Linked DNA regions of Homo sapiens: region 1 is linked to region 2. Evidence: chromatin contacts called from ENCODE Hi-C or POLR2A ChIA-PET data. All regions are on one chromosome and are shown on one strand. The core of a region is the stretch at or near the end of the contact, and the rest is flanking DNA. Distances in the headings are between cores, read along the strand shown. Region 1 overlaps PRKCA (protein kinase C alpha). Region 2 holds the start of CEP112 (centrosomal protein 112).

The links. Hi-C counts contacts between places; a loop is a spot of excess contacts on that map. ChIA-PET counts read pairs that join two places held with the same protein, here RNA polymerase II (POLR2A). Pooled maps may share reads with other maps.
Region 1: a pooled map shows a loop between it and region 2 (4-fold over the local background). The contact joins the enhancer-like site here to the promoter of CEP112 in region 2. A Hi-C loop is called at or near these places in 2 of 37 single-sample maps with no recorded cell type and 4 of 50 pooled maps. POLR2A ChIA-PET finds 5 or more read pairs at or near these places in 1 of 52 experiments (activated T-cell).

Annotation. Positions count from the first base shown.
Region 1 is chr17:66,439,420-66,444,923 of GRCh38, reverse strand. All of the region lies in intron 2 of PRKCA (protein kinase C alpha), which reads right to left. Among named protein-coding and RNA genes, the nearest start is that of PRKCA-AS1, 25 kb to the right of the region's middle. RefSeq lists an enhancer at 3,260-3,459. Within about 2 kb of position 3,728, at least 5 of the 41 ENCODE cell types and tissues checked have a DNase peak (open chromatin) inside an H3K27ac peak, as active enhancers do.
Region 2 is chr17:66,189,891-66,195,088 of GRCh38, reverse strand. It overlaps CEP112 (centrosomal protein 112), which reads left to right and starts at 2,956. Exons shown (of 27, transcript NM_001199165.4): 1 at 2,956-3,092.

The DNA of each region.
Region 1 (5,504 bases), core at 2,479-4,978, 250 kb before region 2:
AGTGGGGAAAGGTGTTAACTCTAGAAACTGAGTGGGATTTTCTAAAATGCTAAGAAAAGAAACAAGCAGGGAAGAAAATTATATTTTGCTCTTAGAAGCTTTATTGTCTCCACCAGGTGCAAACAAGGGCTTCAGAAGTGGGAGTATCTTTTGACAAATAATTCACAATCACAACTGCTAAAATTAACTCTTACACAGGCAGACAACGAGGGGAAGATTCTCCCCGAAATTCATTGCCAACACACTTCTCCAAATCCACTGAACCTCAGCCTCAAAGATAAGCCTTGTGACACCCCCACCCTAACTCAAGGAAACTGCAAACCTGATAACATGCAGTATTTTACACTCCAGGAAAAGGGATGTTCCCTGGAAGGTCATAAAGAAGGAGGGCTCTGAGTCCTGAGCCCTCATATGCCTTAAGCAGCCTAGCTCTGAGAATTGCTCCAAGGAACTATCTGACGATAGGTCTCTGAGAATCCACACCCCCAGCCATCATAGATGTACCTCCAAGAAATAAAAGGCGGCCCATTAAACTATGACAGGCCATCATGTAAGACACCTCTGGATTCCAGAACGTTGAACTATGAAAGCACACACATCTGGGATTCCATGAGAGTTGGTGGCAAGCCAGTTTCTCTCTATCTGAAGTGCCTTGACTACAGGAACTAGACCCTGTTCAACTCTTTATTCAGAACCTGTAGAGCCAGGTCAGCACCCAGGGAGCCCTCAGCAAACACATTCCTGATAACTTGGATGGTATGACATCTCGCGCCTTTGAATCCATGAGTATTTACTCAGCTTTGTGCTAACACCAGTACTAGGAACTGGCATTTGAGTCACAATTATCTTGTCAGGTTTTATCCTTATCATCCCCCAATTACAGAATGAGAAACTGAGACTCAGAAAAAGACTCAACAGCCTTCTGAGGCTCGTGAGGCGGAGGGCACAGGTCTCAACTCAAGTCTGCCCAGGTCCGAAGCCATCATTAGATTTCCTGACCGCCTGCGTTTCTGGGTTAAGTCTGTGCTCAGATGTAGCGGGTATCCATTCACACACTTTTCCTCCTCCCTTGGTACCTTGCCAGCCTAATTCACTGCCTCTGCAAGCAGAGAACATTCTTTTTCATTAGGTGTGGGTGGTCAGGAATTTAATATTAGCTAACTTCTCCCCCTGCCCTTTCCTCCATCCTCTGCGGTCTTTACTTCTCTCATTAAATGGGCCACACATGTCATCGTGAGGACTACCATTCAGTAGCAAGTCATTTACCAAGGGCCTGTCCCGTTTCAGGGCAGGCAGCACAGCAGGCTGTGTGTGGACTCAGTTTCATAGAGCCCAACATGCCACCATGTCACTCACCATAACAGACATTTACCTGCAGCTGAAGAAAAGGGTATCATGCACTGAGTGGGTTATTTATTGAGTCAAGTTCATTCTTCCATAAACTCTCATGGGCACACTCTACAGCCAGAGCAAACGGGCTTCCTGTTTAATACACAACGACATCTAAGAAGCCTCACTTTATTTCTTAGCCTCTAGTTTCCAAGGCTACACTTCTTTCCAAGAGTAACAAATGCCAACAACCTCATCATAGTTTTCCCCTAAGTTACTTCCCATTCATTATTTTCTAGCCTCCAGTTAGAATGCAGCTGGTGAGGGACTGGCCCCCTCATCATTATAACATTGAACAGACAGGCATAGAAACAATTCAGAAAGAGCAGTCCCAGCATCAAACCAGAACCAGAAGGTCTTGATTCCAGACCCTCATGGACCACTTGCAGCAAATGGGGCAAAAGTTTCTGAACACCTCTGAGCTTCAGCTGTTTGTCTATAAAATAAGGTTTCTACTAACCAACGGGAGTCCAAGAGATCAAATGAGATATGATGTGTGTAGCTGCACAAACGTCAGATGATAACCAAAAAAGGGACGATGGCCAGGGCTCCTGCCAGAGTCACCTCGTGTTCAGGTCAACAATGGCAGCGTTTATGGTTCCCAAAAGGTGAGAACAGTTACCGGCTCTGAGGCAAACAGGGATCCAGGAATTGCTCATAACCACTCAATTCTGGAAGTTATCTCAAAAGAGAGAAAAGTGTGTCCATGTATGTAAGAAAAGGCAAAAAATGGATATGAAACACAAACACCTGACAAATGAGTACTTACATGTGCTATGGGTTGGGGTTCAAGGGTAAACAACAAAACAGCCCCTGGCCTCGCTAAGCTTGCAGTCTAATGGGAGAGGTGAACATGAATTAAATAATTATCAAACAAAATTCTGCATTACAGCTGGGATGGAGGCTATGAAGAAAAAGTGTGGGTGATGAGGAGAGGCGGCTGGAGACGCAGGGCAGCTGATGATACAGGGCCTTGTAGGCCAGTTTAAGGATCCTGGACTTCATCCTAGAAGCAATGGGAAGCCTTTAAATGATTACAGGCAGAAAGCGTGGGGTGGAGCTGGGAATGCTAAAGATCACTCTCTGAAGTGGAAAAGAGATTGAAGGAGGGAGGGGGCCAGGAATGGGTACAGGGAGGCCAGGTGAGGAGCTGGGGGACTGTAACATCATGATGTTACAGGCAGGTGCAGTGGCTCACGCCTGTAATCCCAGCACTTTGGGAGGCCTGGGTGGGTGGATCACTTGAGGTCAGGAGTTCAAGACCAGCCTGGCCAGTATGAAACCCTGTCTCAACTAAAAAAAAAAAAAATCAGCCAGGCATGGCAGGCACCTGTAGCCCCAGCTACTTGGGAGGCTGAGGCAGGAGAATCGCTTGAATCCAGGAGGCAGAGGTCACAGTCAGTTAAGATCGTGCCACTGCACTCACACCTGGCAACAGAGCGAGACTCCATCTCAAAGAAAAAAAAAAGAGAGAGAGACTAACATCATGATGAAAAACATGATGCTATATAAAAAATATCCCTTGGCAGAGTTGGGGCCCTAAAGCCAAACTGTCTGGAACCTGGGCACAGTCCTGTGTGATATTTCCATCTGTCCGCCCGTCCATCCATCCACCCACATTTATTAGTGGAGTGAAATGCCGTGGTATAAACATCTCTGGGACCATCACCCAGAGAGGACACCATTAGCATCTATTATGGTATAAATATACATACGTCATAGCTTTCAGAAGGTCTAAGAGGAAAAATCATTTCAGTGTAAATTAAATGTTCCTTGTCTTCACCTGAAAAAAAAAGTATTATTTTGAGAACAAAAACATGAAAACTGGCTACAGGTTGAAAAAACCGCACAGCAGCTATCCGTGCCTCCTTTAGAAAGGGGATCACAGGCATTGACTTCCACTCAGAGGAGGTGCACAGACGTCCCCAGTGTGCCCAGAAACCACCTGAAGAGGAGAAGCAGCTCTGAGACGAGAGTCGTATGAAGATGTACAAAAATAAACATTTTCAAGGGTTTTCAAATACATGAGCAAACAGATGGGGTTTCAGTTCATTTTTAGAAACAGAAGCAGACTTTGAAGTGAAAGGGGAAGTAGGTTCCCCCTCAGGGATCCACGATCTCCCTCCACTTAGGAAAGAGGAGATGGCCAGAACTGTGAGCTTAAGAGCACCCCAATCTTTTTTTTTTTTTGGAAACAGGGCGTTGTTCTGTCGTCCAAGCTGGAATGCAGAGGTGTGATCACAGCTCACTGCAATCTCGAACTCCTGGCCTCAGGCCATCCTTCTGCCTCAGCCTCCTGAGGAGCTTGGCACCACAGGCACGTACCATCATGCCTAGCTAATTTACTTTTTTTTTTTTTTTTTTTTTTTTTTGGAGACAGAGTTTCGCTTTGTCTCCCAGGCTGGAGTGCAGTGCCGCGATCTGGGCTCAATGCAACATCCGTCTCCCGGGTCCAAGGAATTCTCATGCCTCAGCCTCTTGAGTAGCTGGGATTACAGGTGCCTGCTACCACGCCCGGCTAATTTTTTGTATTTTTAGTAGAGACAGGGTTCACCATGTTGCCAGGCTGATCTCAAACTCCTAAGCTCAGGCAATCCACCCGCCTCAGCCTCCCAAAATGCTGGGATTACAGGCATGAGCCACCATACCCGGCCCTGACTAATTTACTTTTCATTGAGATGGGGTCTTACGGTGTTGCCAGGGCTGGTCTCAAACTCCTGGGCTCAAGCAATCCTCCCATCTCAGCCTCCCAAAGTGCTGGGGTTCCCGGCCTGAGTCATCATGCCCAACCAATCTTTTAAGTGCTGGGATCTTGAAGAGTGTCCCTCACTGGCTCTCACTAGCCCACCCTCGGTCTGTGGGTTGTCCAGGCCTCAAAAAAGCCCCCTTGACCACCAGTCCCAGACTAGGTAACACCCCGGTTGTATGCACTTCCAGCATCCTATAGTTCTCCTGCCTGTCACTCACTGCCGCTGTGGCTCTGTCACTATTTGAGGATTTCCTGAATACCCATCTCTCTGCTACACTCTAAGCTCTGAAGGGGCAGGGGCCTCTTCTTGTCAGCAAAGTCTATCTTAGGACTCTAGAAATAGAAAGCAGGAGATGGAGACATGTGCTGACTTCCCGAATAACCCAATTCATTCAAAGTAATTATGTTTATAAAATACAGAGAGAAGAAACAAATGAACATTGGCTATACGTTAGGCACCACACTCTTCAGGTACAAAGGATCAGGAGTCCTTTCCGTCCTGTAGCTTTAGGGAACTGGTGGGGGGCTCTTAAAACCATGGGGTCTGGACTCATTTTGGGCTATTTTTATTCGCCTTGTCAGTCACTTGAGTTTAATCAATTCAATGTGGTCATAATCACTGAGAAGTCAATGACTTGGATCTAGGATTTTAGGACTTGGTGTTTCTGGCATTTCATAGGAAATAAATAAATCAAAGCCTACAGTAAGCAACCTTCTTAATACATCTTGGAAGGGGGGAAAACCCCAAGACCCTTATTTAGGATGAATATATTAATACAATACAAAGCACCCAACTTCTTTCTGGGAATGACTTAGGAAATCCATCAGCAGAAGGAGACAGTTGCACTTATTATGGGATTTCTAGGGCATGGGGGCGCAAAGACCAAAAAGAGTCTTGTTTTACTTTTCAAAACATGGAAATGCTGATTCCCTTTCTCTGCTTATGCTATCCAGGTCCTTAAGGTAAAATGCACAAAAGGTTTTCTTGGCAAATGATGAAAAATAGTGCTTCTTGCCAAAACGAACATCAGCAAAAGACCATGCGCCATGACCTATAGTATCCTTTGACAAAATGCAGATAAGCAGAGACCCCAGGCACCCTATTTTGCAACTGTGGTCCTCTACAAACCTCCAACGTGAAGGATCTCAAACTGTAAAGCACAGAGGACAACGAGGAGCCCTGTAAGAGCTGCAGAGCTATTTGAGAGACACGTATTTTGGAAAAGGACAGTAATAGGCCAGCCTATGCCATTTGTGGAAATGGTAGAGCAACATAATTTTTTTCACCTGTATAATGTGGGTAAAAGGCCGGGCACGATGGCTCATGCCTGTAATCCCAGCACTTCGGGAGGGCAAGGCAGGCAGA
Region 2 (5,198 bases), core at 1,707-4,206:
CACATAAGCCTGGAGCTACACTACAACAGTGACAAGAGAATATATATATATATATATATATATTTTTTTTTTTGAGACAGAGTCTCGCTATGTCGCCCAGGCTGGAGTGCAGTGGCACGATCTTGACTCACTGCAAGCTCTGCCTCCCGGGTTCATGCCATTCTCCTGCCTCAGCCTCCCAAGTAGCTGGGACTACAGGCGCCCACCACCACGCCTGCTAATTTTCTTTTTTGTATTTTTAGTAGAGATGGGGTTTCACCGTGTTAGCCAGGCGGGTCTCGATCTCCTGACCTCGTGATCCGCCTGCCTCGGCCTCCCAAAGTGCTGGGATTACAGGCGTGAGCCACCACGCCTGGCCGACAAGAGAATATTTACCTGGCTTCATCCTTGAGGTTCCTGAATAGGCTCTGAGTTCAGCAATTTCTTCCCAAATATTTGTAGAGGTCCCCAGGGTGAGTCACATGGGTGCTCTGTGTATGATGGAACTACCCTATCATAGTGCTCTGTCTCTGACTGAGCTACTTGGGAGGCTGAGGTGGGAGGATTGCTTGAGCTCAGGAGTTGGAGGCTGTAGTGAGCTATGATCATGCCACTGCACTCCAGCCTAGGTGACAGAGCCAGGCTCTGCCTCTAAAAAAAGAAAAAAGAAAATTCTCAAAGGAAGTTCTTTACACTGTAAGATTAGGAATCACTCTCTTATACAAAGAGGAAGATGCTACATGAAGGGCAACTCACGGCCAACACTTTGCTTCATGCATCATCACTTTCCCCTTCAATTTTGCATATTGCCATTGAACCAGATCTCTTTAGGATGACTTACTTTTTCTTTTTTTTTTCGAGATAGAGTCTCACTCTGTTACCCAGGCTAGAGTGCAGTGGCGTGATCTTGGCTCACTGCAACCTCCACCTCCTGGGTTCAAGCGGTTCTCCTGCCTCAGCCTCCTGAGTAGCTGGGATCACAGGCGTCTGCCACCACACCTGCTAATTTTTGTATTTTTAGTAGAGACGGGGTTTCACCATATTGGCCAGGCTGGTCTTGAACTCCTGACCTCATGATCCACCTGCCTCAGCCTCCCGAAGTGCTGGGATTACAGGCATGAGCCACCATGCTCAGCCAGGATGACTTAATTTCTAGGAGGTTCCTTGGTTCTCAGGTAAGGAGTTTCCAAGTGAAACTTGCCTACCAGTCGTCTAAACATGACATGTAGGCTTGAGTTCTAAGGTGAACACAGCTCAGGCTCAAGCTGGTATCCCTTTCATGTTATATACATATAACATAAATAATAAAACTCTCTATGCATATCTTAATATTTTTATTTGCATGTGTGTGTATATATGAATGAAAAATATATAAATGAAAATGATATATATAAATGAAAAAAATGACAATCAGCTTGTTCTTAAAAGCGGGAAGGGAGATCTACTCATCTTATTTTCACCTAAGTAGAGGAAATATTTAAAGACATTTTTCATTTTCAGTTATATTTTTCTGCTATAGTTATTTCCTCTGAGATGAGCTTGAGCTTGTTACATTTTTTCTTTGATTTATCTTCTATTTATTTATCTTCTATTTTTCTTTTCATGTTTATTTAGACACCATTTGTCAAATTCATTTCATATTCTTTCAGCAATGCAGTTTATGATTCTAAAAATTGCATATATTTATTATGCACAACATTGTGAAATGACTAAGTCAAGCTAATTAACATAAGCGTTGCTTCACATACTTATTAATTTTGTGATGAGAACACTTAAGATGTACTCTTTTAGCAATTTTCAAGAACACAATACATTATCATTTACTATGGTCACCACGTTGTAAAATAGATCGCTTAGACTTATTCCTCCAATCTAACTTAAATTTTGTTTCCTTTGACCAATGTCCTCCTCCTCCTGAGGCTGGAGTAGGGTAGTTTATCTTTTTTTTTTTTTTTGAGTCTCGCTCTGTCGCCCAGGCTAGAGTGCAGTAGCGCAATCTCGGCTCACTGCAACCTTTGCTTCCCGGGTTCAAGCAATTCTCCTGCCTCAGCCTCCCGAGTAACTGGGATTACAGCCGTGTGCCACCACGCCTGGCTAATTTTTTGTATTTTTAGGAGAGACAGGGTTTCACCGTGTTAGCCCGGATGGTCTCGATCTCCTGACCTCCTGATCCGCCCACCTTGGCCTCCCAAAGTACTGGGATTACAGACGTGAGCCACCCCGCCCGGCCAGTTTATCTATCTTGAATGTATTAACTGACTGGTTAAATTCCTGCAATTGCATGCTTGATTTTGCATCCTTGATTCTCAGTACTAATTATCTGGATTATATATCATTCCCTAGTTATAAACATGTTCAAGTATGCTTTTGAAAACTAAACATTCTTAAAAGCATTCTGTACCCTTTATTTTCCTTAGCATGATTTGTCTTTGAGACAAGGAAGAGCTAGCTGTTGGTGTTTACTTCCAGTGAGATAGGTTTTAAAAAGAACCTTTTGAAGAATTTGACTTGGGTTTTGATATATCAGAGAGTGAGGAAATTTTCACTTGAGACCCATTCAACTCTGATGTCTGTCCACATAACGGATCACCCCTTTTGTGAACATCCTCCAGCCGCCCCATTTTCTGTGCCCTTATTTTTTCGCCACGGCCCCTAAGGTGATCATAAGCGACTCTGCGCGGGATGCGGGAGGGCAGCAGCATTCAAACTGTGGTCGGGTTATCCCGGAAGCTTCGACTGGGGACCCGCCAAGGGGCCCACAAGCTGGGGTGCGAGTCTGGCGGTTGCTGGGCCAGCAGGAGCGTCGCCATGGCAACGGGGCCGCGCGCACGCCGCCACCTGTGGGTGGAGAAATGCCCGCGCGGAAGTCTCCGCCCCCAGCCTGGGGCGCCGGTGGTCGCCGCCGCCGGGAACGTCGCCATGGCAACCGCACCGCAGGCTAGAGGGGTGGAGTAGGGGGCGGGGAAATGCGAGCGCGAAAGTCCCCGCCCCCGGGCTGCTGGGCGGCGGCGACCCAGCGGCCCGCAAGGATTTGAAACCGTTTGGCAGGGGCGGCGGTGGCGGCGGCGTTGGCGGCAGCGGCCGAGCGGAAAGCTTGCGTGTGGTGGTGCCAGGTTCTCGTTTTTTTCTGAATTTCCTTCCCCCGCCCCTCCCACCAGGTTCTTGAGTGGAATTTTGCGCCGGTGGCTGCCGCCCCGCCCTTGCGGGCCCGTTCGGGAAGGGGCGTCGCCCTCAGGCCCTGGGCCCGTTCTCCGGGCCTGGGGGGCGCGCGCCCCTGGGGTCCCGGCGCTGCCCGCTGTGGTGTCCCCGGCAGGCAGAGCGCGATCCAGGCCGGGACGACTTGGGAAAGTTCTAAGTAAAGTTTGATCAGCCGGTTTGATCGGTCTGACGTGGTCCAAGAGTCTGACCCAAGGGTTTGCGACTGGGAGAGGAAATCTGTGTCCTGGACAAGGTAGGAGCGCGGCCTGGGCCTGGGCCTCGGCGGGCCGAGGAAGGGACTGCCAGGAACGGCACCGCTGGAGTTTTCAATTCCGTCCCAGAAAAGAGTCTCAGAACAATCAGCTGGATTTGCGGGGACAGAACCAGGGCGCTGGTTGGTTTGCAGAAAGTCATAGGCCGCTTGGAGAGGCCCAAGCCCAGCACCGCCGCATGTAGGATGCTACCCTGTGTTTCTGAGTTAATTATTTTTAAGTGTTCAAGAGAACGACATAAGTAAATGTGAACAGCTTTTCTGATCATTGCACGGCTACTTTTATTTGTTTTTAATATTTTAAGATGAGTCAAAATAAGATAGAAAAGGCACATTAAATTCCATGAGCCTCTCCACAGTGGTCAGGCTGCAGCTTAGTGGAATGCATGGTATTAATAATTTGTGCAGTGTTCAGGCCCAGCTGTCACTGTCCACTAAGAACCTAGGTCAGTGACTTCACCTCACTTAAGCCTCAGCTTCCTTCTTCCTCTGTGAAATGACCATGGAAATGGTGCGGAAATGGTAGGGCCGGGCCAGAGAATAAACTGAGATTTGTTTCTAAAGCACACACTGAGCTACGGGTAGAGTCAGGGAAGGCTCTTGTCAAAACATCCACACGTGTAAGCCAGAGAAAACGTGCACCTCTAATCCTTTTTAATTTGTCGACGTTTCCAGTTTTCTTTAATGACCCACAATATATTTAAAATATGATTTGATTGAACAAAATGGGTTTTACACAACTTCCAAGAACGTTTGTTTTGTTTGGCAAGGAGTGTGATATGAATGAAGTGTATTCTTTGCTTGGCAGTTGTGACTCCTTTTTTTCCCAGACCTTTTAATACTTGTGGTTTGGTTATGTTTGCTGACTGTAGGGTAGGTAAGCCCATTTTGTAGCTGTCCAAAAAGAAGTTTAAAAAAAGGCAGCATGGGTGAGTTTAATAAAAGACATGATCCAAATATAGATTGTAGCTATAAGCAAGAGTCACCCAATTTACTTCTTTTTTACCTTTGGAATTATTTATTTTTTTGAGACAGTCTTGCTCTGTGGCCCAGGCTGGAGTGCAGTGGTGCAAACTCAGCTCACGCTCACTGCAACGTCCGTCACCTGGGTTACCTTTGAAATAATTTATATAACTGATAGGCACACTATAATTACTCTAAGCCTAAGCCAAAGATGTTGCTTTACTTATTTTTCAATTCCAGTAATTTAAATTTTCAATTCTGATAAATGGTATGAAACTTTTGATAAGTTGGAACTTAGATACAATTTGTGAATATGATGTAATTTGTTTTTAAATTATTTATTTTTCATTTTCAATTTTTTTTTTTTTGAGACGGAGCTTTGCTCTTGTCACCCAGGCTGGAGTGCAGTGGCATGATTTCAGCTCACTGCAACCTCTGCCTCCCAGGTTCAAGCGATTCTCCTGCCTCAGCTTCCTGAGTAGCTGGGATTACAGGTGCCTGCCACCATGCCCGGCTAATTTTTGTGTTTTTAATTGGCCAGGCTTGTCTCGAACTCCTGACCTCAGGTGACCCTCCCGCCTCGGCCTCCCAAAGTGCTGGGATTACAGGTGTGAGCCACTGCACCCGTTCCATTTTCAGGTTTTTTGAGACAGGGTCTCACTTTATTGCTCAGGCTGGAGTGCAGTGGTGTGATCTTGGCTCATTGCAGCCTTGACCTCTTGGGCTCAAGTGATCCTCCCACCTCAGTCTCCCGAGTAGCTGGGACTACAGATGCATGCTACCATGC